Linked DNA regions of Homo sapiens: regions 1 and 3 are each linked to region 2. A link is an interaction called in ENCODE POLR2A ChIA-PET data of the cell type or tissue named here. Cell type or tissue: PC-9. All regions are shown on one strand. Each heading gives the region's core, and the rest is flanking DNA. Links, peaks and the distances in the headings are about the cores only.

The links. ChIA-PET counts read pairs that join two places held together with the same protein. Peaks named below come from ENCODE experiments on the same cell type or tissue, not always from the same donor. Only the 100,000 strongest peaks of a DNase experiment are listed, where the experiment ranks them.
Region 1: POLR2A ChIA-PET joins it to region 2 with 6 read pairs; 1 of 35 experiments calls an interaction of 5 or more read pairs at or near these places.
Region 3: POLR2A ChIA-PET joins it to region 2 with 7 read pairs; 2 of 35 experiments call an interaction of 5 or more read pairs at or near these places.

The regions. Positions count from the first base shown.
Region 1 is chr9:72,662,213-72,670,362 of GRCh38, forward strand. All of the region lies in intron 5 of TMC1 (transmembrane channel like 1), which reads left to right. Among named protein-coding and RNA genes, the nearest start is that of TMC1, 140 kb to the left of the region's middle. In PC-9, for the core only: no CTCF peak of the experiment used is centred there; a DNase peak (open chromatin) is centred at 5,179; H3K27ac peaks cover 581 bases.
Region 2 is chr9:72,135,979-72,144,128 of GRCh38, forward strand. It overlaps a transcript of GDA not described here. Among named protein-coding and RNA genes, the nearest start is that of GDA, 9.4 kb to the right of the region's middle. In PC-9, for the core only: no CTCF peak of the experiment used is centred there; DNase peaks (open chromatin) are centred at 3,463 and 4,803; H3K27ac peaks cover 2,556 bases.
Region 3 is chr9:72,366,412-72,374,561 of GRCh38, forward strand. No RefSeq gene overlaps it. Among named protein-coding and RNA genes, the nearest start is that of ZFAND5, 5.3 kb to the left of the region's middle. In PC-9, for the core only: no CTCF peak of the experiment used is centred there; no DNase peak of the experiment used is centred there.

The DNA of each region.
Region 1 (8,150 bases), core at 2,075-7,074, 530 kb after region 2:
GTCTTGCTCTGTCACCCAGGCTGGAGTACAGTGGTACGATCTTAGCTCACCGCAACCTCCACCTCCCCGGTCCAAGCGATTCTCCTGCCTCAGCCTCCTGAATTGCTGGGATCACAGATGTGCGCCACCACACTCAGCAATTTTTTTTTTTTTTTTGTATTTTTAGTAGAGGCAGGGTTTCACCATGTTGGCCAGGCTGGTCTCGAACTCCTGACCTCAGGTAATCCACTGGCCTCGGCGTCCTAGAGTGCTGGCATTACAGGTGTGAGCCACTGTGCCTGGCCTCTTTTTAAGTGTATCAATACCATCATTTTGGCTGCTTATTCTGCCCTGGGAGCCATTCTGTCTCTTTAGGAAGTTTTTGCGTGTATCAGATCTCATCTTTTATATTTTGATGTTTAATAGCATTTAAAGGATTTTGTTTTGTGTTTTTTAAATGATTTGAAAACAAGTGTGCTCACTAATTAATAAACAGCAGATTCAAACTTTTGTTGCTTTTTCAAGAAAAAAATGAAAAATTCTGTAACAATATATCTTAGCCATAAAACACTTGTAATCAGCACTCCTCCAGAAATTTCAGGATGTAAGTTATCTTAATGATTATACTAGAAAATCTTGGAAAGCAGGGATATGGCTAACTTTTTATAACATGTATCCCTACTGTCACAACAAGAGTTAAGACTTAATAAATACAGTCATGTGTTGCTTAACAACTGGGATATATTCTTGTAACCACCCAAGGGGTTCATTTTGCCTGCTACCTGGATACAGCCAATTTATCAAGAACCAGGAATTGCAGTAGAGAAAGGGTTTAATTCATACAGAGCCAGCTGAATGGGACACTAGAGTTCTATTACTGAAGTCAGTCTCCCTGAAAATTCAGAGGGTAGGGTTTTTCAAGGATAGTTTGAAGGGCCAGGGAATGGTGCTGCTGATTGGTTGGAGATACAATCATAGGGATGTGGAAAATGGTCCTCATGCATTTCTCAAGTCCACTCCTTTTCTTAGTTCCTGCTTAGCGGAGGTGTTAGAATTTGCTTCTTGGTGGGGCCACAGGACTGGTTGGTGGGTCCAGGTGGGGCCACCAGTTGTCAGAAATGCAAAAACCTGAAAAGACATCTCAAAAGACCAATCTTAGGTTCTGTAATAGTGATGTTATTTGCAGGAGTAATTGGGGAAGTTGCAAATCTTGTGGCTAATTTGTTAGTCCTACAAAGGCAGCCTAGTCCCCAGGAAAGAAGGGGGTTTATTTAAGGAAAGGGCTGTTATCATCTTTGTTTCAAAGTTAAACTATAAACTAAGTTCCTCCCAAAGTTAGTTGGACCTGTCCCCAGGAATGGACAAGGGCAGCTTGGAGGTTAGAAACAAGATGGAATCTGTTAGTTTAGATCTCTTTCACTGTCATAATTTTGTCACTGTTAACGTTTGCAAAGGTGGTTTCACTGTAGACTTTATAAACACCATATACTTAGACTATACTAAGTTTATTAAAAATATTTTTCTTTCTTTAGTAACAAATTAACCTTAGCTTACTATAAGTTTTTTACTTTTTGAAGTTTTTAATTTTTTTGAACTTTTGACTCTTGTAATAACAGCATAAAACACACTTTGTACAACTGTACAAACATATTTTCTTTATATACTTATTCTATAAGTGCTTTCTATTTTCATTTTTTCCCTTTAAACTTTTTAATTTAAATGAAGACAGAAACACAATACCCTAGGTCTACACAGGTTCTGGATCATCAATATCATTATCCACCACCTCCACATCTTGTCCCACTGGAAGATCTTCATGGACAATAACACGAAGCTCTCGTCTCCTGTGTTAACAATGCCTTCTTCTGGAATACCTCCTGAAAGACCTGCCTGAGGCTGTTTTATAGTTAATTTCCTTTTTTACAAGTAGAAGGAGTACACTCTAAAATAACGATTAAGAGTATTGTACAGTAAATAAATACAGCAGTAACAGAGTCGGTTATTATCATTATCAAGTATTATGTACTATACCTAATTGTGCTACATTTTTGTATGCCTGGCAGTGCAGTAGGTGTGTTTCACCAGGATCACCACAAACATATGAGTAATGTGTTGATCTATGACATTACCAGAGCTACCATGTTGATATAAACAGGAGACAGGGAAATACTGGGTAGAAGAGGGCAGTTCCCTGGCAAAAGCCTTACTCCCAAGCCTGGAAACCTGCAGTCCTAAATGGGAATAGGCATTCCTGTTTGTGCATCCAAATGTTGCCTTTTGGCCTGCCATGCCCCTCTGTCCTGTATCCATATAAACCCCAAATCCCAGGCTTGATGAGCAGATGAGCAGACAAACAGAAGAGCAGAGGAGCAGAAGAGTGGTGCTGCAGAGAAAGAGAGAAGAGAAGGAGCATCTGAATGTCAAGAGGAGTTTGGATGGGGATGGTCAGAGAGGAGATCAGCTGCAGGACAGCCAAACTCCAGGGGAAGATCATCTCTCACTCCATCCCCTTTCCAGCTCCCCACCCATCCTGCTGAGAGCCACCTCCATCACCCAGTAAAATCCTCACATTCACCATCCTTCAAGTTCATGTGTGACTTGATTCTTCCTGGACACTGGACAAGAACCTGGGTACCAAGAGGGCACTGAGCTGGTTAACACTTAAGCCATCTGCGGATGGCGGAGCTAAAAGAGCACTGTAGCACACCCACTGGGGCTTTGAGAGTCACAGGCACACACCCCTAGATGCCACCGTGGGATGGGAACCCAAAAGTGCTCGCCCTGGCTCCTGCACCTATCTGTCTACATGCTCCCTCTCCTATAACAGGCTTGCACAGCAGTGACTGCGCAACAGATGAGCCACACCCCTTCCACATGTCTGCAAGGGGTATCAGGGAACTCTCCCCTTTCAATGTCAGTAGGTAATAGGAATTTTTTAGCTCCTTTATAATCTTATGATACCACCTTTGTGTATGTGGTCTGTCATTGACTGAAGTGTCGTTATGTGGTACGTGACTGTATTTATTGAGTGGATGGTCAATTGTATGAGGTACTTGAATAATGAGTGGTGTGAACCTTGGTTTTATGACATCTTCTGAGAGCTGCTTTCAGGTGGGTATAAGAAGAGATATTTCTAGTCTAGGTCCCCACTCCTTTTCTTAGTTCCTGCTTAGTGGAGGTGTTAGAAAAAAAGGTTGGACTCTGGCACTATTTTCCTCCATTGGTTATATGGACTCAAAGCCATAACTTAAGGAAGAATGTCTATTTTTAGATTTGGTGACTGATTTAGATAGGTTGCTACAGAAAGTGGTACAAAGATATTTCACACATAGAATATCAAATCCAGGGTGCTTTAGCACTGCATTCCAATGGCCTGGGATGGATGGGTGGAAGCCCTGGCAAGCTGAAATAAACCAGGGCAAGCTCCTCTTTGGAATTCACAAGTCTGACAACTGGTGACTCAGGCTCTAGTCAGGAGACCTGAATGTTACGTCTGGCATCACGATACCTTAGTTTACAGAGATTAATCTAACAGGCCTTCAGTTAGTTTGCTTTATTTTAAAATTCTGCTTAGCTTTTTGTTGCCTACTAAATTTCTCCTGATGTATATTTAGATGTAGGTGAAGGCTGTAGATGTATGCACTACCAACACCAGCTTCTGGGAGGGAACATTTTCCCACTCACAAGCAAGTGAACTTTGCTTTCTCCATGAAGAAGAATGACCTGCATGATGGCTTTCAGAAGTGGAGAACATGGCTCACAGTTCCCTCCACAGTTCCTCCATGGCCTTTGGTTGCATCTTCTCTGAATGGAGGAGCTTGGGTTATGTGAAAAGCAGAGCTACCAGACTACATAAATGTTTTAGTGAGAAGGCAGCAAATTAAAATATCAGAAATTTTGAAAGGAAAGGTTTATAATAGTTAGATTTAAAACATACTTTGAGGCCAGGCAGCGTGGCTTACGCCAGTAATCCCAGCACTTTGGGAGGCCAAGGCGGGAGGATTGCTTGAGGGCAGGTGTTCGAGACTAGCCTGCACTACATAACAAGACCTTGTCCTGTCTCTATTAAAAAAAAAAAAAGGAAGGAAAGGGAAGAAAAAGTGCTTTAATATTCAGAGGCATGAGAGATGCAATGAGTAATATAGGACCTTCTCTAAGGACACTGGGGGAGCACTCTACAGAGGTGGTTCTAATCTAGCCTGGCAAATCTCTGTTCCCTTCATGCCTTGTACTTCCTTCTTCTTTGTGACTTTGCTAATGTTATTCCTTCCTCTTGGACAAATTTCCTATACTAACCAAAAGGCCCCAAGACACAGGGGGAAATGTGGTAAATCTGAGACTGGAAGGAAATTACCATCTAATGTCACTCTTGTACAGTATAACTATTGTTAATATTATTGCTGGGGTCACTCATTTATTCATATCACAAACACTGACTGAGTGCCTATTATTTGCCAAGCATGGGCAATAAAGAGTTGAAGACCAACAAAGCCCCTGCCTTCCCAGAAGCTTATTTGCTTGTGGGGAAAATAAACAGTGGATCAATTAACAAATAAGTAGATAACATAATGTCACGGCCAGGCGTGGTGGCCTCATGCTGGTAATCCCAGCACTTTGGAAGACTGAGGTGGGAGGATCACTTAGGCCCAGGAGTTTGAGACCAGCCTGGGCAGCATAGGGAAATCCCATCTCTACCAAAACAAAACAAAACAAAACAAAACAAAACAAAACAAACAATAAACGAAACACATGGTGGCGTGTGCCTGTAGTCCCAGCTACTCAGGAGGCTGAGGTGGGAGGATCACTTGAGCCCAGGACACAGAGGTTGCAGTGAGCCAACATCTCCCCACTGCACTCCAGCCCGGGTGACAGGGTGAGACCCTGTCTCAAAACAAACAAACAAACAAAACAACCAAAAACCAAAAAAAGTAATGTCAGATGGTGACTGTTTTGAGGAAAATAAAGCAGGGTAGGGGAACTAGTGATAACTGGTAGATTTGGGTTTCTCCATCTCTGGCTGCTTTTGCATCCTCAGTAAGGTGAGAGTGGCAAAGGAAATTCCAGGTTGACTTTCGGGTTCAGTGAATTTTCTACCCCGTGTCTCTTCACTGCCCTTTCCCTCCCCAGAACCTCTAAAATCTGATCCTTAGATTCTGCAATGTAAGTCAGCTTCCTTCTTCCTGGTTGCCAGCTCACTACATTCTTATTCCTGGATAAACCAAAAATCTCTTCCTTGTTTTCATATTTTCAAAAAGATGTAGAAATCTCTCACCTGCTCATGTTCCTTCCTTTTTGTCTTGTTGGTATATATACCTTTTACAATTCTTTCACTACCAAATGTAGTTGGATATTGGGATGTAGTCACAACAAACACATAAATACAATTCACCATTTTTAAATGGACTTATTCATTTAGTCTGCTTAAAATTGAGATAATAACACACGCACCAGTTGGGTTTCTCTGAGAACTCTGGGCATTTTTAATCCTGGCAATTTTTAAATTGCTTAGCAGTAAAACAGTCAGACAACAGCACCTATTGTTATAAATCCCTGCCTCTTCTTACCTCAATGAGGCTATCCTTTCTCTCTATCAATTCTGTCAGCAGAATTAAGAAGAGCCATTGATTTCCAGTTTGTTCAGCGTTTTTCTTCTTAGGATGGGAGTGATGACTTCTAACCTCTTTACATCTAGAGACTCAATTTAAGTCTACTTCTTTCATTCAGCCTTCTCTCTTCATTTTCAGCTGCCTGGAATGTCTTCTTTCTCTCAGTTCCTATCTTTGACATTAAAAATCACAGTACTTAGTTATATTCTACCTCACACCAATCATTTTACTTGTTAATATCTTTTTTCCTAGTTAGATTGTGACATTTTGGAATAAAAGAAAAATATCCTTTTTTACTTTATAGCTCTCCAGATTTCATTAGATTAGTATAGATTCGAGTGCCTTTTATATATCAGGCAATGCCTAGTGTATAATATTTTTACTTATGGGTTTTAGCATTTAACTTATTTAATGATCACAACATTCCTATGATGTTATTTGTTTTCATAATTTGTTGAAATGAAAGCTGATGGTCAGAAAGGTTAAAAAGTTGTCTGGTCATAATTTTTGAGGAGGCAGAGCTAGGTTTTGAACGCAGGTCTGTCTGATTCTGAGAATAATCCTGTGCTCCTTCAGCTGAACCACACAGCCCCTCTTAGTGCTTTGTCTCCATAGACACTAAGTGTATTCTTGTTGATTGAGTGAATTAACGAGTGAATTATCTGGAGCTCTTTCTGCTTCTGTTTTCTTCTCTGTACAATGAGGATCATCACATGAACCTGATCTAAGAATAGAATAGTCCAACTGAGTTCCCTTAATTTGGTAACCAAGAGAGAGTAGAGTTAATTAACTAGAACCCTTTGCCATCACTTCTCTCTAAACTTTTCATCATTTTCCTCTAAAAGTCCGGTCCTGAGCTCTATTACAAGATAGAACATTTTAGCCTCTATCGAAGAGAGCACTATTAATATTTTATGGCATTGGCTCCTTTTTTCCTAATACTGTGGGATTAAAATAATGTTTACTAAATTCTGGATGTTCGATTCCTGTTTTTTCATGATATTTTATAATCCAGGCCTTCTTCATAGAGACACAGGGCTATGTTTTATAACTGCCAGGGTCAAGCAAAGAACAGCTTGTGTGAGATACTTAAAGAAATAGCTAAGCAGTAACTTCAGACCTTCTGTATATTTTCCTCAAAATTTTCTCTCAGTTTTTGTCTCCCTACAACTCATTTTTAGAAAACAAAAACATAACACAATTTTGCCCTTTTAAAAGATAATACAGCTGGGTGCAGTGGCTCACGCTTGTAATCCCAGCACTTTGGGAGGCTGAGGTGGGGCAGATCACCTGAGGTCAGGAGTTCAAGACCAGCCTGGCCAATATGGTGAAACCCTGTCTCTACTAAAAATACAAAAATTAGCTGGGTGAGGTGGCGGCAGGCGCCTGTAATCCCAGATACCCGGGAAGCTGAGGCAGGAGGATCGCTTGAACCTGGGAGGCGGAGGTAGCAGTGAGCTGGAATTGCACCACTGCACTCCAGCCTGGGCGAAAGAGTAAGACTCTATCTAAAGAAAAAAAAATGTACTATAATAATTTACAAAGTACAGAAAATATCTAAAGGAAAAGAAATAACATCTCACAACCTCATCATCTAGATATGACTGCAAAAATTTTGGCATATTTCATTTCAGCTTTTAATTAATTTATTTTTGCAGAAGACATTTATTTCAGATATTCTAACTTTATAATCTGTAGAATTTTAATGATATTTTTGTATGACATCTATCATAAACATTTCTGCATGTCATTGAAATATTTATAAATGTTATTTTTATTTAAACAATGCATAATTGATATAACCCTTCTCTTAAAATTGGTGATTTCACATACCTGGGGATGAGCCGATGTGAAACAAAAGAGAAAGGGTAAGAGATAGCTAGTCTCTTGACTCATTTTTTTTTTTCCATATGACTTGAAAAAAAGAACTTATCTTAGAGACCTCTAGAATAGTTAGCACAAATAGATTTCTCAATGTGGTTAAGATGAAATACAGATACTGAATTTACTCTTTTATGTGAAATAAATAAAAACTGGATAAGATATATATAGCAACAGTTTTCAAGACATTATACCTCAGACAACAAAGGATAATGACCTCTGAGAGAGGGAAAACAAATTAGGTGAGCCTGTGATTGCCCCAGTTTACTGCCTGGAGAGAGATTCCAGGCCAGGGTGCAGAGAGAAGGGTTGCGAATGGAAACTATTGCTCTTTCTGAGTTAAGGAGAGAGACCTGAAAGTCTGCAGGTACAAAGATAGCTGCAATTCATGAGAAAGAGTTCCAGAGAAAAGAAAACTGAACAGAGAGTGAGCTCTGGATTTCTGTAGTGTTCCTGCTGACTCTTCTGCTGAATCATGATCAGTGCATGTGTGTGGCTGGAGAAAGAACCTCTGAAAAGGTTTAGAGGGACAAATCCTTAGAATCACATAGGCCTGGGAATAGCTCCTCTTTCCACCAGAAAGAGTATAAAAACCATGAAATTCATGGGACATTAGGTAGAGTACTTAGAAGGGTTTTGCTTCAGCAGTGAGAAAAAATTAGTCCTAGACCAAATGTTGCTCTG
Region 2 (8,150 bases), core at 1,741-6,740:
TTGATTTAGTTCTATCTGTAAATCTGTATTGCAATTAACTTTTTTCTTTAAATCCCATTTTTCAGACTTAAACTCAATTATTTAAGTAGAAAACTTTACATAAAGCCATAAATAAGAAACTAGCTATACCAAATCTATAAAAGGCCAGCAACTCTTACTATAAATAGAAGAAAACCATGAACATAAATGTATTATGAACAAAATAATGTTATTGAATTCTAGCTAGATACTGTGGCCTATAGAAAGTTCTAACTCTGAGGTCTCTTGTCTCTTTTAAAAAGATAAATTAACAAGGCTACAGAAATGTTAAATATTTTTTATACCAAACTGAGCCTGTGTCCTAGATTTAAGAAGGATTAAAAATTCAAATGCAAACAATGTTCTCATTATGTGATTATGTGAAATTCAATATTGCTTAATGCAGTGCCTGGGAGATCAGTCCTGAAGTACCTGTCATCTCACACTTTATCAGTTGTTCATATAGAATATTTTCTAGTATACACTGTACTATTCTTCTAAATTGCCTTAAAAAATAGTAGAATGATGAATCTGATGGGGAAAAAGAGTCTTAGGGCAATCACCACCATTTTCAAATCCTGGAAGATTGACATGTGAGAGAATACTGGTTTATTCTTGTTTGCCCCAGAAAGTGCTACCTAGCACAAACAGTGACATTTTCAAATGCAACTTTTGGCTCATTAAAATATACATATGAGGCTGGGCACGGTGGCTTATGCCTGTAATCCCAGGACTTTGGTAGGCCGAGGTGGGCGGATCACGAGGTCAGGAGATTGACACCATCCTGGCTAACACAGTGAAACCCCATCTCTAGTAAAAATACAAAAAATTAGCCGGGCATGGTGGCAGGTGCCTGTAGTCCCAGCTACCCGGGAGGCTGAGGCAGGAGAATGGCGTGAACCCAGGAGGCGGAACTTGCAGTGAGTGGAGATTGCGCCATTGCACTCCAGCCTTGGTCCTTGGCAGACAGGGTGAGACTCCGTCTCAAAAAGAAAACAACAACAACAACAACAACAAAAACATACATATGAATATTAAAACTAACAAAGGAAATGATCATCACTCAAAGAACTAAACTTTCTGCCTCTGAAAATTAATAGCAGACCATCTTCCAAGAATAATACAAATGATTTCATTGGGGAATTGGAGTGAAATTTAAGATCCTTTAAAATTTAGGATCCTTAAAAATTAAAAAATAAATAAATAAATTAAAAAAAAAAAAAATTAGGATCCTTTTCTTTTTTTCTTTTTTTTTTTTTTTTTTTTTGAGACGGAGTCTCACTCTGTCTGCCCAGGCTGGAGTGCAGTGGTGCCATCTCAGCTCACTGCAAGCTCCACCTCCCGGGTTCACACCATTCTCCTGCCTCAGCCTCCCGAGTAGCTGGGACTACAGTCTCCTGCCACCACGCCCGGCTAATTTTTTTGTATTTTTAGTAGAGATGGGTTTCACTGTGTTAGCCAGGATGGTCTCGATCTCCTGACCTTGTGATGTGCCCGCCTCAGCCTTCCAAAGTGCTGGGATTACAAGCGTGAGCCACCGTGCCTGGCCCTAAGATCCTTTTTAACTCTACAATTTTCTAAGACTCTGTGGTGCTTCTAGAAGCTCAAAGATCACTGAACATTTAAGATCCTATAACTGAGGATCTTACCCCACACTAAGGTTTTCAATCTCAGCACTATTGACATTTTGGACTGAATAACTTTGTGGTGGGAGGCTGTGCTGCTAAACATCTTAGATCCCTGTTTTTTTCTTATTAGATGCCAGTCATAACCCACCCCCCCACCTTCAACTGTTACAACCAAAATTATTTTCAGACATTGCCAAGTGCTCCCTGGGGAGTGTAAGAATTAAATAAAGAGGAGAGAAACACGAAGGGTGGCTCTACAGTCAACAGAGACAGGTTTATTTTAAACAAGCCTGAGAAAGGCTTCTGGCCGAGTTAGGTCAACGCCACACTCTCTTACAGACTGAGTTTTTAAGGATTCAGGGTGGGAGAGTTTATCAGAGGCTGAGACTGCTTCTGTGTCTCTTTGTTGTGCTTATATGGGAGGGAGAGTTGTGTATCTGTTCCCATACATCTGTCTGCAGCTGCAGGCATACCCCCGAGTCTGCTTTTGGCTTCCCTATCTTAGTGCACCTGAAGGAGAAGGAATGTGCTTATTAAGGACCACTGTTTTACTGGGGCCCATTGTATGAGGGTGAAGTTTGGCAGTTACCCAAGAGACTTCCCACCACCTCCCTCTGTGCCCAAGCTGTTTTATCTGTGTTTTACTGTCTGCTCTTTCTGGCGGCTTGTAGTTAGAAGAGAAGTGATTGCCTTGAAACGCATGAGGCTAGAAAGGGAGCTGGAACTTAAAGTGGTGGTGTTTGTCCAAGATGATGGTGCTCCTGCTCTCTCAGGGAGCAGAACCGCTCTTAGTTGAAAATCACTGCCCCAGACCAACTTCTCTGTATGCATCTACTCTTCTTATGAGGCAGGAATCAATATTTCTTGCATACTTCTACTGTTGCACTTAACACATCTAACAATCATCTATTGAGTGTCTACAGCATGCCAGGTACTGCATTAAACGCTGTTTCCATAGCAGTAAAGGAGACAGATCTGCTCCTCACAGAGCCCCATGATGGGTCGATGGAGTATGCAGGAGTTGAAGGGGGAAGAGACACCTGCAGACAGTTTATCACAGCCACATGTGTGCCTGTCGGTTTCTGCCATTATCTTATAAGCTTCTTAAGGATAAGAGTCATGACTTTTTAAAATCTTTCAATTTCTAGGGCTTAACAGAATACCTGGCATATACAAGGCGCTCAACAAATGTTCATAGACTAAATGAATGAGAAAGTAAGAGATTGGGGAAAGGCGAGAACTGGTAACAGCACATTAAACAACAGTGACAACAGCAACATCAATCATATTTAATTGACTAGGGAAAGAGAATAATTTATGTAATTAAGTTTTTATTGCATTTATGAAACATCTGTATCGTTGTATCTTTCCATGCATTTCGTGTTATATTGTTTTTATGGTCATAGTCCATCATCCTAACACATCTAAGAATATCTAAAAATATGGACAAGGCATGGGCTGCTATTCCTCTTTCAAGCACTTTACCTTAAGGTTAGCAAGTAAAAATTTGATGAACAGAAATGATCAAAGTAGGGCTTTTTTTATATGACTTGTTCGAACCAAGCATTTTGGTGTAGTTGGTCAAATGCAGCTTTACTGGATTTTGTAATCAATTTTAGGATGACATGAGGAATGGGTAAAAATTATACACATTAATGATAAAATTGACATTGTTATATTATATGTTCTGGGCCATTAAAATATTTCTCCATTGAAATACATATATCAAAATGTCCCATACTGGGAAATGACCGTAATTAGCTAAAAGGAAGTACATTCCTTATGGCACCAAAATGTTAAATGCCTTTCTTCTAAGTCATGGTGACCACACCTCTAACCTGAATCCATGTAGTCTGTAGTCTGAGATCTAAGGGAAGAGAAGTCTCTAAATAAAAATGGGAAGAGTCATTCCAGGCCAAGTGCAGTAGCTTACACCTGTAATCCCAGGGCTTTGGGAAGTTGAGGCAGGAGGATCACTTGAGGACAAGAGTTCGGGACCAGATTGCATGCAGTATAGGGAGACCCTCGCCTCTAATAAAAAAAAATGCTCCATTATTCATTTCATCTTTTTACCCTTCCTCCTGTGATTCTTAGTGTGAGGGCAGGGAATCTCAGTTTTATATCCTACACAATGCATAGCATCTTACTCATAAGAGGCACAAAATAAGGTTTTGTTTTGAGAGGAAAATGAAAGCATCTTGCAATAACTATTTAACTTACATCATGTATTCTACTATATTTTATCAATATTTATGCGGGTTATATTTCTAATTATATCTGTGCCTATCAGTTAGTTGTAGGTAACTTTTAATCAAAAGCCTGTACCTACCACACCCTAATAAAAACCTGCTGTTTTTGCTGCCCAGCACCCATTCACCTTCTTCTGGACACTATATTCCAAGTTCTCTAGGGAACCCCGCGTTCCCTACCCTGAGTGCCTGTACTTCCTCACCTACCTGCTCCTTAACTAACAGATGGGGCATGAGACCCAGATCAGAGTGTCACATGTCACCTTGCCCCGGCTATAATGCTTTTGTTATTGTTGTTAGGGCTGGGCATATCAGCCTATTGTGGCAAATAAGATGATGAGTTTGGTTTTTGTATTTTTCTGAAACTTTTGGGAAAGGTCGCTTCGCTTTTTCTTCACCTGAATTTGAGAGTATAAAGTCTAGAGCTGTTGTCATCACCTTGTGATCATGAGGAGGGAGACGTCAGAGAATGGAGTCTGTGTGGAAGAGAGAAGGAGAAGGGAAGAGCGGGAAAAGAGGAGGAAAGAGGGCAGAGAGAGAAGTTGGGTGCTGTAGACAGTGATTGAACCTACAACAAAGCTGCGCTGCCAGAAAGAGTGTGACCATAGATTTTTCATTGTTGTTGTTGTTATGCAAAACAATATATTCCCATTCCCATTTAGACTGCAGAGTTTTAGCTGGTTTTTGATTGATTTTGTAATCAATCTTAGGATGACATGAGGAATGGGTAAAAATTATACATATTAATGATAAAATTGATGTTGTCATATTATGTGTTCCGGGCCATTAAAATATTTCTCCATTGAAATAAGTATAGCAAAATGTCCCATATCTGGAAATGACTGTAATTAACTAAAAGGAAGTACATACCTCACGGCACCAAAATGTTAAATGCCATTCTTCTAAGTCATGGTGACCACACCTCTGACCTGAATCCATGTAGTCTGTAGTCTGAGATCTAAGGGAAGCAAAGTCTGTAAATAAAAGTGAGAAGAGTCATTCCAGGCCAAACAGTAGCTTACACCTGTAATCCCAGGGCTTTGGGAAGTCGAGGCAGGAGGATCGCTTGAGGTTTTCTGTCACTTTCAGCCTTGTCTGAACTTACACATGCTCCAAATCCCAATCACATGTTTTTCATTTCATAGCATATTTTGGTAATATGGACACTATGGCAATTTTAATGCTCCATGGGGGAGAATGAGTGATTCTGAACTGGAGTTTTATTATATATAACTTAGCATTAATTTGTCTAATATTAATATTTACTGATTCCCTATTATATGCCATTCCACAAAGAATTCCAAAAACACAAACCACACTTCTAAAAGCAATAACAAAAATTGCTTCTCAGAGATGGTTTCTTCCTTCTTATTAGGGCTGGATTCTTCTCACAACTATAGTTAGTGGGTTTTGCATTTTATATGGAAGAGTGTTACATAAATGGTAAATTTCATTTATATATAATATTAAAAATCATCCCTTTAGAAATATACACAAAGGAAGGAAGTTTTGACACTCATTTATAGTTTTTCAAATAAGTTTAATTTTACCTATTTAAATAATATTGTGAGAATTCCTTAGAATTTTTTTTTCCTTAAAATCATTGTTATGACAATTTAACTTGAGCTTCAGTTGGTTTTTACTTTCTGTATGAAATTTACACCTATCTAAAGAGGCACTAATTGTGTAGCATCTGTAGGGATGATAATGTTTGGCTTTCTGCTAGAGTGGAGTCCAATCTCATTATGGTTTCCAGGAACATGGAGTCTAGGAACATGCATGCAATGACTCTCAGCACCTCGGCTAGCATGCATTGTTAGCTGAGGTAAGCGTCTTTTCACTTTAGATCCACGGTCAGCTCAAACCAGTTAAGCTGCACATTAATAACCTTGGGAAAAACCAATCCTTCTCTGAGATCCCCAGAATGAGAGCCTAATAGGATTCATTTCATGCCCTAGGTCTCAGTTATCAATGTGGCACATTAGAGATGTATAGATTCTTCTATCTCAAAGCAGAAAAGTGGCAAAGTAGCTCCCAAAAATGTGTGAAATCATTTCAGTGGCTTCCCGACTCTACTTCAATATTGATCAACTTGGAGTCCCAGGATGCTTAGGAGGATTGTTCAACAAATTCAAGCTGTTTCTTGAGTCTCTAACTTTTCACAAAGGTTTAACAGAATTTGTCCAACTTGAGATAGGTTGCATGGGCTAAGTAAAATGTTAGACCTGCATTTGATTTGAATTATGTGAACTCGACATGCTAGATAGTTCATGTTCATCAGAAGTTCTGATTGGTAGTTATTTTGGTCTTTGATGAATGAGAAGTGGGGAAATCTTTCATTTAACAGCTTTTATTGAGTTTCTGTCTTGTACTAGTTTTCTTGATACAATGTAAAACTTAAGGTATGTAAGTAGCAGGAATAAGGAAATGAATCCTTGGGAATAAAGAAGTATGGAAACTGGCCGGGTGCGGTAGCTCATACCTGTAATCCTAGCACTTTGGGAGGCTGAGGTGGGCGGATCATGAGGTCAGGAGATCGAGACCATCCTGTTAGCCAGGTGTGGTGGTGGGAACCTGTAGTCCCAGCTACTCGGGAGGCTGAGGCAGGAGAATGGTGTGAACTCGGGAGGCAGAGCTTGCAGTGAGCCGAGATCGTGCCACTGAACTCCAGCCTGGGCAACAGAGCAAGACTCCATCTCAAAAAAAAAAAAGAAGTACGGAACCAGTGATAGCAGGTGACCTTTCATCTTGCAGATGAAGAAACCAAGGCCCAAAGTAGAATGACTTTGCCAAGATATCATTGGCTTGTGACTGAGCTGGAATAGGAACCTATAGATATTGATTGTATGTATTGCTTATCCCTTGATAGTAAAAGTGGAATACCTTTTATTTTATTTATTTATTTATTTATTGAGACGGAGTTTTGCTCTTGTTGCCCAGGCTGGAGTGCAATGGCGCGATCTTGGCTCACTGCAACCTCTGCCTCCTGGGTTCAAGCGATTCTCCTGCCTCAGCCTTCCTGAGTAGCTGGGATTACAGGCATGTGCCACCACTCCTGCATAATTTTGTATGTTTAGTAGAGACAGGGTTTCTCCATGTTGGTCAGGCTGGTCTCGAACTCCCGACCTCAGATGATCCACCTGCCTCGGCCTCCCAAAGTGCTGGAATTACAGGCATGAGCCACTGTACCTGGCTAGAATACCTTTATAATCCATGTTGGAGCATAAATGTACACAAAATAACACAGGTCAAGAATTTTTTTTTTTTTTTTTTGAGGTGGATTTTCCCTCTTGTTGCCCAGGCTGGAGTGCAATGGCGCGATCTCGGCTCACTGCAACCTCCGCCTCCCAGGTTCAAGCGATTCTCCTGCCTCAGCCTCCCGAGTAGCTGGGATTACAGGCATGCACCACCATGCCCGGCTAATTTTGTATTTTTAGTAGAGACAGGGTTTCTCCATGTTGGCCAGCCTGGTCTCGAACTCCTGACCTCAGGTGATACACCTGCCTAGGCCTCCCAAAGTGCTGTGATTACAGGCATGAGCCACCACACCCGGCCCAAGAATATTTGCTTTGAGCTTGCTGTCATGGTAGGAAGCCGGCATCAGCTAAATTTTACTAACGTGCTACCTGATTTGAGGGATCAGCAGTATGAGTAGGTGATGGAAACAGCTGCCTACATACTACTTAAAACCTTCCAGCCAGAAAAATATCTCCCTGCACCTGTCTGGCATAAAACCTAAGTCAAGTTGCAACTCATTCCTCTCGTTCTGTTTTCCCTTTTTCTATAAAATTCAGGTAAAATGTATGCATTTCTCCAAACTTAATTGCTATTCTAAAAAGAAGAGGTAGCTTTCCTCTTCCCTACTTTTCTCATCTACAAACTTCTAGGCTACTATCTTTTGTCTTTTCTATATTTGAACTTTTCTAAACAAACCACAAGGGTGCTAATGGTGATAATATATCTGGATAGTGAGATACGGTATTTTTAAATGTTCAAATCTTATAAAATAAACATATGCCGATTTTTCAAGAGTAATATAGGAGCTATTTAAAAATAATAGACTTCTGGCCAGACGCAGTGGCTCATGTCTGTAATCCCAGCACTTTGGGAGGCTGAGGAGAATGGATCACTTGAGGCCAGAAGTTCGAGACCAGCCTGGTTACCATGGTGAAACCCCATCTCTACTAAAAACACAAACATTACCCGGGTATGGTAGCAGGTGCCTGCAGTCTCAGCTACTGGGAAGGCTGAGGCA
Region 3 (8,150 bases), core at 2,075-7,074, 230 kb after region 2:
GCGCTTCAGGTGGTCCTTATTTATAATCTGTATTTGGGGGAATGCTATACTGATAGCTTGAGCCACCACTGCCAAATCAAACAGTTCTCCGCCACAGTTAGCAAAGTACCTGGAGCATAACAACCTTTTGTTTTGTTTTTTAACAAATTCGGGTTTATTACTGTGATCAATTAATGTATTAGAGATTTAAGTAGTTTGGGTCACTGGTCCCACGACCACTGCAATTTATTTCCTTAAATTAGCAGATGAATTAGTAAAAAAAAAAAAAAAATAGCAGCTACCATTTACAGGCCATTTTCAGTGCCAACTATTTTCCATTTAGGGTCTCATTTTATCCTCACAGCAATTCACTGAGATAGGTACTATTATCATGTCCCTTTCTACAGATAAAGAAACAATGACTAAAAAGGCTTGCCCAGGGCACTGAAGGGCAGGGAGGCAATGGAGGTGATTATTATTGAGAACAAAAATAACTTGAATTTTAACTTGAATTTTTTTCTTTCTCTAGAATTGGAGTTATAGTGAGTGAAACAAGATAATTCCTGAAGAAGCATACTTTAAAAAAAGTCTAAGGGTAATGAGGCAAGCTCATTATTGAATAGTGTATTCCATAATATTATGTCACCTTCTGATAATTCATCTTCTCTATCACCCATTTATAATTTTCTCTGAGACTGTTTCAATCAAGAATGTTGCAGGTATTGGACCTAAACATACCAAGATTCCTTTTTAGCAGCTATTTTCTAGTGGTTCTCAAAATGTGGTCTCCAGACTACCTGGGAACTTATTAGAAATACAGATTCTCAGGCCCCAGCACCAAACCTGTGGAGTCACAAACTGGGGGTTAGCACAGCCGTCTGTGGCTTAATAAGTCCTCCAGGTGATTCTGATGCATACACAAGTTTGAAAACTATTGACTTAACCCTACCATGGCATCAGGTGACCCCTCTTTTTTTCAGATGGCTCACACCATGTGAAAGGGAAAAGTTTAAAAAAAAAAAGTCTCATATTACTGGTGTAACAGATTAAGGGATATACTTCTAAGAAGGTTTTTGTTTTATTTTTGTTTTCTTATATTTTAAATTTTCACTTGCACTCCAAAGACAAACTGAATTGCTAAACACAGAATATATAAGAGAATGCTTCTAATATAACATGCCAAAGGGCTTTGCTCTATAGTCATTAGGGAAGGTCAACTTTGGCCTGAAACCAACCTCTGTAAAAAAGATAATGAGTAGCCAGTCGTGGTGGCTCACACCTGTAATCCCAGCACTTTGGGAGGCCATGGGGGGTGGATCATGAGATCAAGAGACTGAAACCGTCCTGACCAACATGGTGAAACCCTGTCTCTACTAAAAAATATACAAAAATTAGCTGGGCATGTTGGTGCGTGCCTGTAGTCCCAGCTACTCGGGAGACTGAGGCAGGAGAATCACTTGAACCCAGGAGACAGAGGTTGCAGTGAGCAGAGATTATGCCACTGCACTCTAGCCTGGTGACAAAATGAGATTCCGTCTCAAAAACAAAACAAACAAACAAACAAAAAAACAGATAATGAGCAAAGTTGGTCGTGCTCAAAATGTGATATTGGTTAGGTGTGGTGGCTCACGCCTATAATCTCAGCACTTTGGGAGGTGGAGGCAGACGGATTACCTGAGGTCAGGAATTGGAGACCAGTCTGGTCAACATGGCCAAACCCTGTCTCTACTAAAAATACAAAAATTAGCTAGGCGAGTGGCAGGTGCCTGTAGTCCCAGCTACTCGGGAGACTGAGGCAGGAGAATCACTTGAGCTGGGGAGGTGGAGGTTGCAGTGAGCCGAGATTGTGCCACTGTGCTCCAGCCTGGGATAACAGAGCGAGACTCTGTCTCAAAAAAAAAAAAAAGTTTTGCACATTTGCTACTTTCCAGGCACTCACTTAACTTGGTGCTGGGATATACATTCATGTAAAAAAAAAAGATGTTACCCTGTTCTCATGGATCTTACTGTCATTTGGGGAGAAAGATATTATCATATAATATATAATTATGAACTGGTAAATATTTTGAAAGAAAAGCATAGAATGCTATGGGAGCATATAACCAATCATAACGGATCTTGAAAACTCACCCAGGTCTGAGTTCCAACCATCCCCATGGCCAAAGGAGCCAGGCTTATTTCCTTAAAGTAGGTAACCTGGTAGTCTGCTTAAGAACTCAGGTAAAGTCATTGCAGGTTCTCTTACACTTTTCTTTGTAAACTAGGCCTGGAAAGGGGATTGATGATGGGAGAAGAGCAAATGTAATTAAATTTCTTAGAGAAAACTGACATCCCTTAAAAATAGCAATATAAGTTATTAGTCCACTGTAAAATGTAAAAGACCTGAAGTTATTTTATCTTGACATATAAGTTCCTATTATGGAGACAAGAATTGCTGCTATGACATTATTATAATACTTGGTCATAAGTAACTATTCATTTTCTGTCTGTGCTTGAGTAGAACATGGTGAAGCACAAAGCCTTTTCTAGGGTCTTAAAAACTTCAGAGTGGCCGGGTGTGGTGGCTCATGCCTGTAATCCCAGCACTTTGGGAGGCTGAGGCGGGATGATCACCTGAGGTCAGGAGTTTGAGACCAGCCTGACCAACATGGTGAAACCCTGTCTCTACTAAAAATACAAAATGAGTTGGGTGTGGTGGCGGGTGCCTGTAATCCCAGCTACTCCAGAAGCTGAGGCAGGAGAATTGCTTGAACCCGGGAGGTGGAGGTGGCGGTCAGCGGAGATCACGCCATTGCTCTCCAGCCTGGGTAACAAGAGCGAAACTGCTTCTCAAAAACAAAAAACAAACAAACAAACAAACCCACACACAAAAAGCACAAAACTTTGATGTGTCACTGGACGTTCACATAGTGCCCTTCCTCCCTTTCGTTCCCAGCCCCTTCCCAGATTTCAAAGATCAAGGTAAAGGACTGTTTTATAGAAGTATTTTCAAAATAATTGGCTAAAAGGATTATAGTATTGTATTTAGAGCAAATCCACTAATTTAAAAATTAAGGCTGGGCGCGGTGGCTCACGCCTGTAATCCCAGCAGTTTGGGAGGCCGAGATGGGCGGATCAGGAGGTTAGGAGATCGAGACCATCCTGGCTAACGCGGTGAAACCCTGTCTGTACTAAAAATATAAAAAATTAGCCGGGCTTGTTGGCGGGTGCCTGTAGTCCCAGCTACTCCGGAGGCTGAGGCAGGAGAATCGCTTGAACCTGGGAGGTGGAGGTTGCAGTGAGCTGAGAATATGCCACTGCATTCCAGCCTAGGCAACAGGCAAGACTCTGTCTCAAAAAAAATTAAAAATAAATAAATAAGAAATTGATAAAGCAAGTTGCAATTTCATTATTATATAGACCTTTTGGTAAATTAAAATTCTTAATTATTTTCTCTGAAAATAACTTGATCAAAGAATCTTCAAATAAAAGACATAGATATCTTACCAGATTAGAGAAGACTTTCTGACACTATCTAGATACTATCAACGTAGCATTAAACAATTTTTGAGACTATTTGAAAAACTAAAAGCTTTTATTGTTTTTAATTTTCTTATTATTTTTTTTGAGATGGAGTTTCTCTCTCGTCGCCCAGGCTGGAACCTCCATCTCCCAGGTTCAAGCGATTCTCCTGCCTCCGCCTCCCTAGTAGCTGGGATTATAGGCTCCCGCCACCACCCCCAGCTAGTTTTTGTGTTTTTAGTAGAGAACAAAATCTGGCAGTCTTGTCTTGAACTCCTGACTTCAGGTGATCCGCCCACCTCTGCCTCCCAAAGTTCTGGGATTAAAGGCGTGAGCCATCGAGCTGGGCCTGCCTAATCGTTTATGTAAATCAAGAACTTAGGTTGAAGGAAACTGATGATTTACTATGTATATATATTTTGTTGTAAACACCATTTAAGAAACAAAATATTTTGGTCTCAACTCTTAAGAAATTTTTTTTATTGAACAAGCTAAGTGTGGGTTGTTAATCTCAGTAGTTAGCTCTGGGATTGTCTCAGAAACAATACTTTGGGGCTGGGTGAGGTGATTCAAGCCTGTAATCCCCGCACTTTGGGAGGCAGGAGGATCATCTGAGATCAGGAGTTCGAGACCAACCTGGCCAACATGGCGGATCACCTGAGGCAGGTGATAACCTGAGGTCAGGAGTTCAAGACCAGCCTGGCCAACATGGTGAAACCTCATCTGTACTAAAAATACAAAAATTAAGGCTGGGCATGGTGGCTCACACCTGTAATCATCGCATTTTGGGAGGCCGAGGTGGGTGGATCACCTGAGGTTAGGAGTTCAAGACCAGCCTGGCTAACATGGTGAAACCCCGTCTCTACTAAAAATACAAAAATTAGCCAAGCATGGTGGCGGGTGCCTGTAATCGCAGCTACTTGGGAGGCTGAGGCAGGAGAATCACCTGGGAGATGGAGGTTGCAGTGAGCCGAGATCGTGCCACTGCACTCCAGCCTGGGCGACAGAGTGAGACTCCCTCTCAGAAAAAAAAAAAAAAGAAAAGAAAAAAAATTAGCTGGGCGTGGTGGTGTGTGGCTGTAATCCCAGCTACTCCGGAGGCTGAGGCATGAGAATCGTTTGAACCCAGGAGACGGAGGTTGCAATGAGCTGAGATTGTGCCACTGCACTCCAGTCTGGGTGACAGAGCAAGACTCCCTCTCAAAAAAAAAGAGAAAAGAAAAGAAAAAGAAACAATACTTTGGAGCATATCATAACCTGGGTTCATGGGTGGTGGGGTTGGCCAGGAAGACAGGAATGGTGTCAGTGATTTAGTTAGAGCCCAGCAACTGTGCTGTTATAAAGCTTAGGCAGGAGGCAATTGTTCCTAAGGTCCTATTAGCCAGCAGAAAAAAAGCTAGAAACAATTAGGGAGGTCAGGATTCAGACAGAAGACTAGCATGAGAAAAGTGGGTAGGGTGGGCCTCTGTCCTGGAGCAATCTAAGTTCTAGGCAGAGAGCCAAGGCAAGTATCTTAAGTTTGTGTAATGTCTTTCCACCTACAATGTATATTCAAATGTATTAATTTGATAAATTCTCACAACAGCCTATTGAAATAACTCTTATCTCTCCTTTTGCTGGAGGAGTTGACTGACTGAGGCTCAGGGCAAAGTTATATATCCTGTCCATTGTCATATATCTAGTGAGAGTACAACCTTCTGTTCTTTGGCACAGTGTTTGTTGCCTCTTCAGGATCACTTCCCCCTTTAAATTTATTTCATAATTATATTTACCATTAGAATGTTAACCTTTTTTTTTTTCTGAGAGGGAGTCTCACTTTGTCACCCAAGCTGGAGTGCAGTGGCGCGATCTCGGCTCACTGCAACTTCTGCCTCCCAGGCTCAAGCAGTCCTCCCACATTATCCTCCGGAGTAGCTGGGACCACAGACACGTGCCCAGTTAATTATTTGTATTTTTGGTAGAGATGGGTTTCACCATGTTGCCCAGGCTGGTCTCAAACTCCTGAGCTCAAGCAATCTGCCTGCTTTGGCAGATGGATTACAGGTGTGAACCATGGCGCGAAGCCTAGAAAGTTAACCATTCTTTTTTTTTTTTTTTTCTGAGACAGAGTCTCACTCTGTTGCCCAGGCTGGAGTGTAGTGCCATCATCTTAGCTCACTGCAACCTCTCCCTCCTGGGTTCAAGAGATTCTCCTGCCTCAGCTTCCCAAGTAGCTAGGACTACAGGCACATGCCACCATGCCCTGCTAATTTTTTTGTATTTTTAGTTGAGATGGGATTTCACCATGTTAGCCAGGATGGTCTCGATCTCCTGACCTCATGATCTGCCCACCTTGGCCTCCCAAAGTCCTGGGATTACAGGCATGAGCCACCGCACCCGGCCATACCATTCTTATCTTGTGTATCGCTCACCTCACCCAGCAGTCTCTAACAGGCAACTTCTGTCTCTTTTGCTAGCTCCAGCTTATCTGTCCATCTCCTAAATGTTGGCATTTTTTAGGTCTAGGTCCCGGGCACTCTTTGTTTTTTCACTGCTCATACTCTCTCAGAGCGACTTTACCCACCTTCATAGATTCAAATGAAGTACTCAAAGGAATGAGTATCTGTACTCATCCCTTGGCTTATAAATGGTTTATTTATGAATTTTTCACTTACAAAGATATAGCTATTTGTATTTATTTATTTATTTATTTTGAGACAGAGTCTCACTCTGTCACTCAGGCTGGAGTGCAGTGGCATGATCTCGGCTCACTGCAACCAGCCTCCTCGTTCTGGACTCAAGAGATTCTCACGCCTCAGCCTCCCCAGTAGCTGGGATTATAGGCATGTACCACCATGCTTGGCTAACTTTTGTATTTTTAATAAAGACAGGTTTCACTGTGTTGGCCAGGCTAGTCTCAAACTCTCTGGCCTCAAGTTGTCCACGTGCCTGAGTCTCCCAAAGTGCTGGGATTACAGGCATGAGCCACCACACCCAGCTGACAAAGGTATATCTATTTTTAAAATTTTACTTACAAACATTTTTCAACTTAATCCAGAAAACTCTTCTTTTTTTTTTTGTTTGTCTTTGCATACTGAAGTTATGCTCTGTCATTGGAAGAGAAATGTATAGCTAACCACTACTATTGTTAGGTAGTGAATAAGTGGGAGTAGTGAATAAATATCTAGAAATAGATATGAATTTATATTTATTCCATGTGGATCAATGGCTCTAGAATGAACAAGATAAAGTTTGAACCTGGGAATTTCAGAGCCAGTACTTCAGATACTGGTATATGACTGATTTAAGTTGTTTTTGTATTATAACTTACAACATCATGACCAACTCTAAATGTGAAGCATATAAATATGTAAGGGAAAATTCTTTTTATTGAAAAATTAAAAGTGATAAACTGAAGCAGGACAAATAAATAAAAACATTAGCTTCACCAAAGAAGATATACAGATGACAAATAAGCATATAAAAAGATGCTTCACATAGGCCGGGCATGGTGGCTCACGCCTGTAATCCCAGCACTTTGGGAGGCTGAGGCAGGAAGATCACGAGGTCAGAAGATCGAGACCATCCTGGCTGACACAGTAAAACCCCGTCTCCACTAAAAAACACAAAAAAATTAGCCGGGCATGGTGGCGGGCGCCTGTAGTCCCAGCTACTTCGGAGGCTGAGGCAGGAGAATGGCATGAACCCAGGAGGTGGAGCTTGCAGTGAGCCGAGATCGCACCACTGCACTCCAGCCTGGGTGACAGAGCGAGACTCCATCTCAAAAAAAAAAAAAAAAAAAAAGATGCTTCACATTATATGTCATCAGGGAAATGCAAATTAAAGCAACAATGAGATACCACTATGTACCTATTAGAATGGCCAAAATCCAGAAAACAAACAACACCAAATGCTGGTGAGGATGCAAAGCAACAGAAACTCTTATTCGTTGTTGTTGGGACTACAAAATGGTAGTCACTTCGGAAGGCAGTTTGATGATTTTTTATGAAGTTAAACATACTCTTACCATATGATCCAGCAGTCACACTCCTTGGTATTTACTCAAAGGAGTTGAAGACATGTCCACAAAAAAACCTGCACACAGATATTCATAGCAGCTTTATTCGTAATTGCCAAAACTTGAAAGCAACCAAGATACCCTTCAGTAGGTGAATGGAGAAATAAACTGTGGTACATCCAGATAATAGAATATTATTCAGTGCTAAAATAAACGTGTTATTAAGCCATGAAAAGACATGGAAAACTTGAATGGATATTACTAAGTGAAAGAAGCCAGTCTGAGGTCCGGGCGCGGTGGCTCACGCCTGTAATCCCAGCACTTTGGGAGGCCGAGGTGGGCAGATCACGAGGTCAAGAGATTGAGACCGTCCTGGGCAACATGGTGAAACGTCATCTCTACTAAAAATACAAAAATTAGCTGGACGTGGTTGGCGCACGCCTGTAGTCCCAGCTACTCGGGAGGTTGAGGCAGTAGAATCGCTTGAACCGGGGAGGCAGAGGTTGCAGTGAGCCGAGATCACACCACCGCACTCCAACCTGGCAACAGAGTGAGACTCTGTCTCAAACAAAAAAGAAGCCAGTCTGAAAAGTACGTACTGTTAATTTCAACTATATGACATCCTGAAAAAGGCAAAACTATGGGAACAGTAAAAAGATCAAGTGGTTGCCAG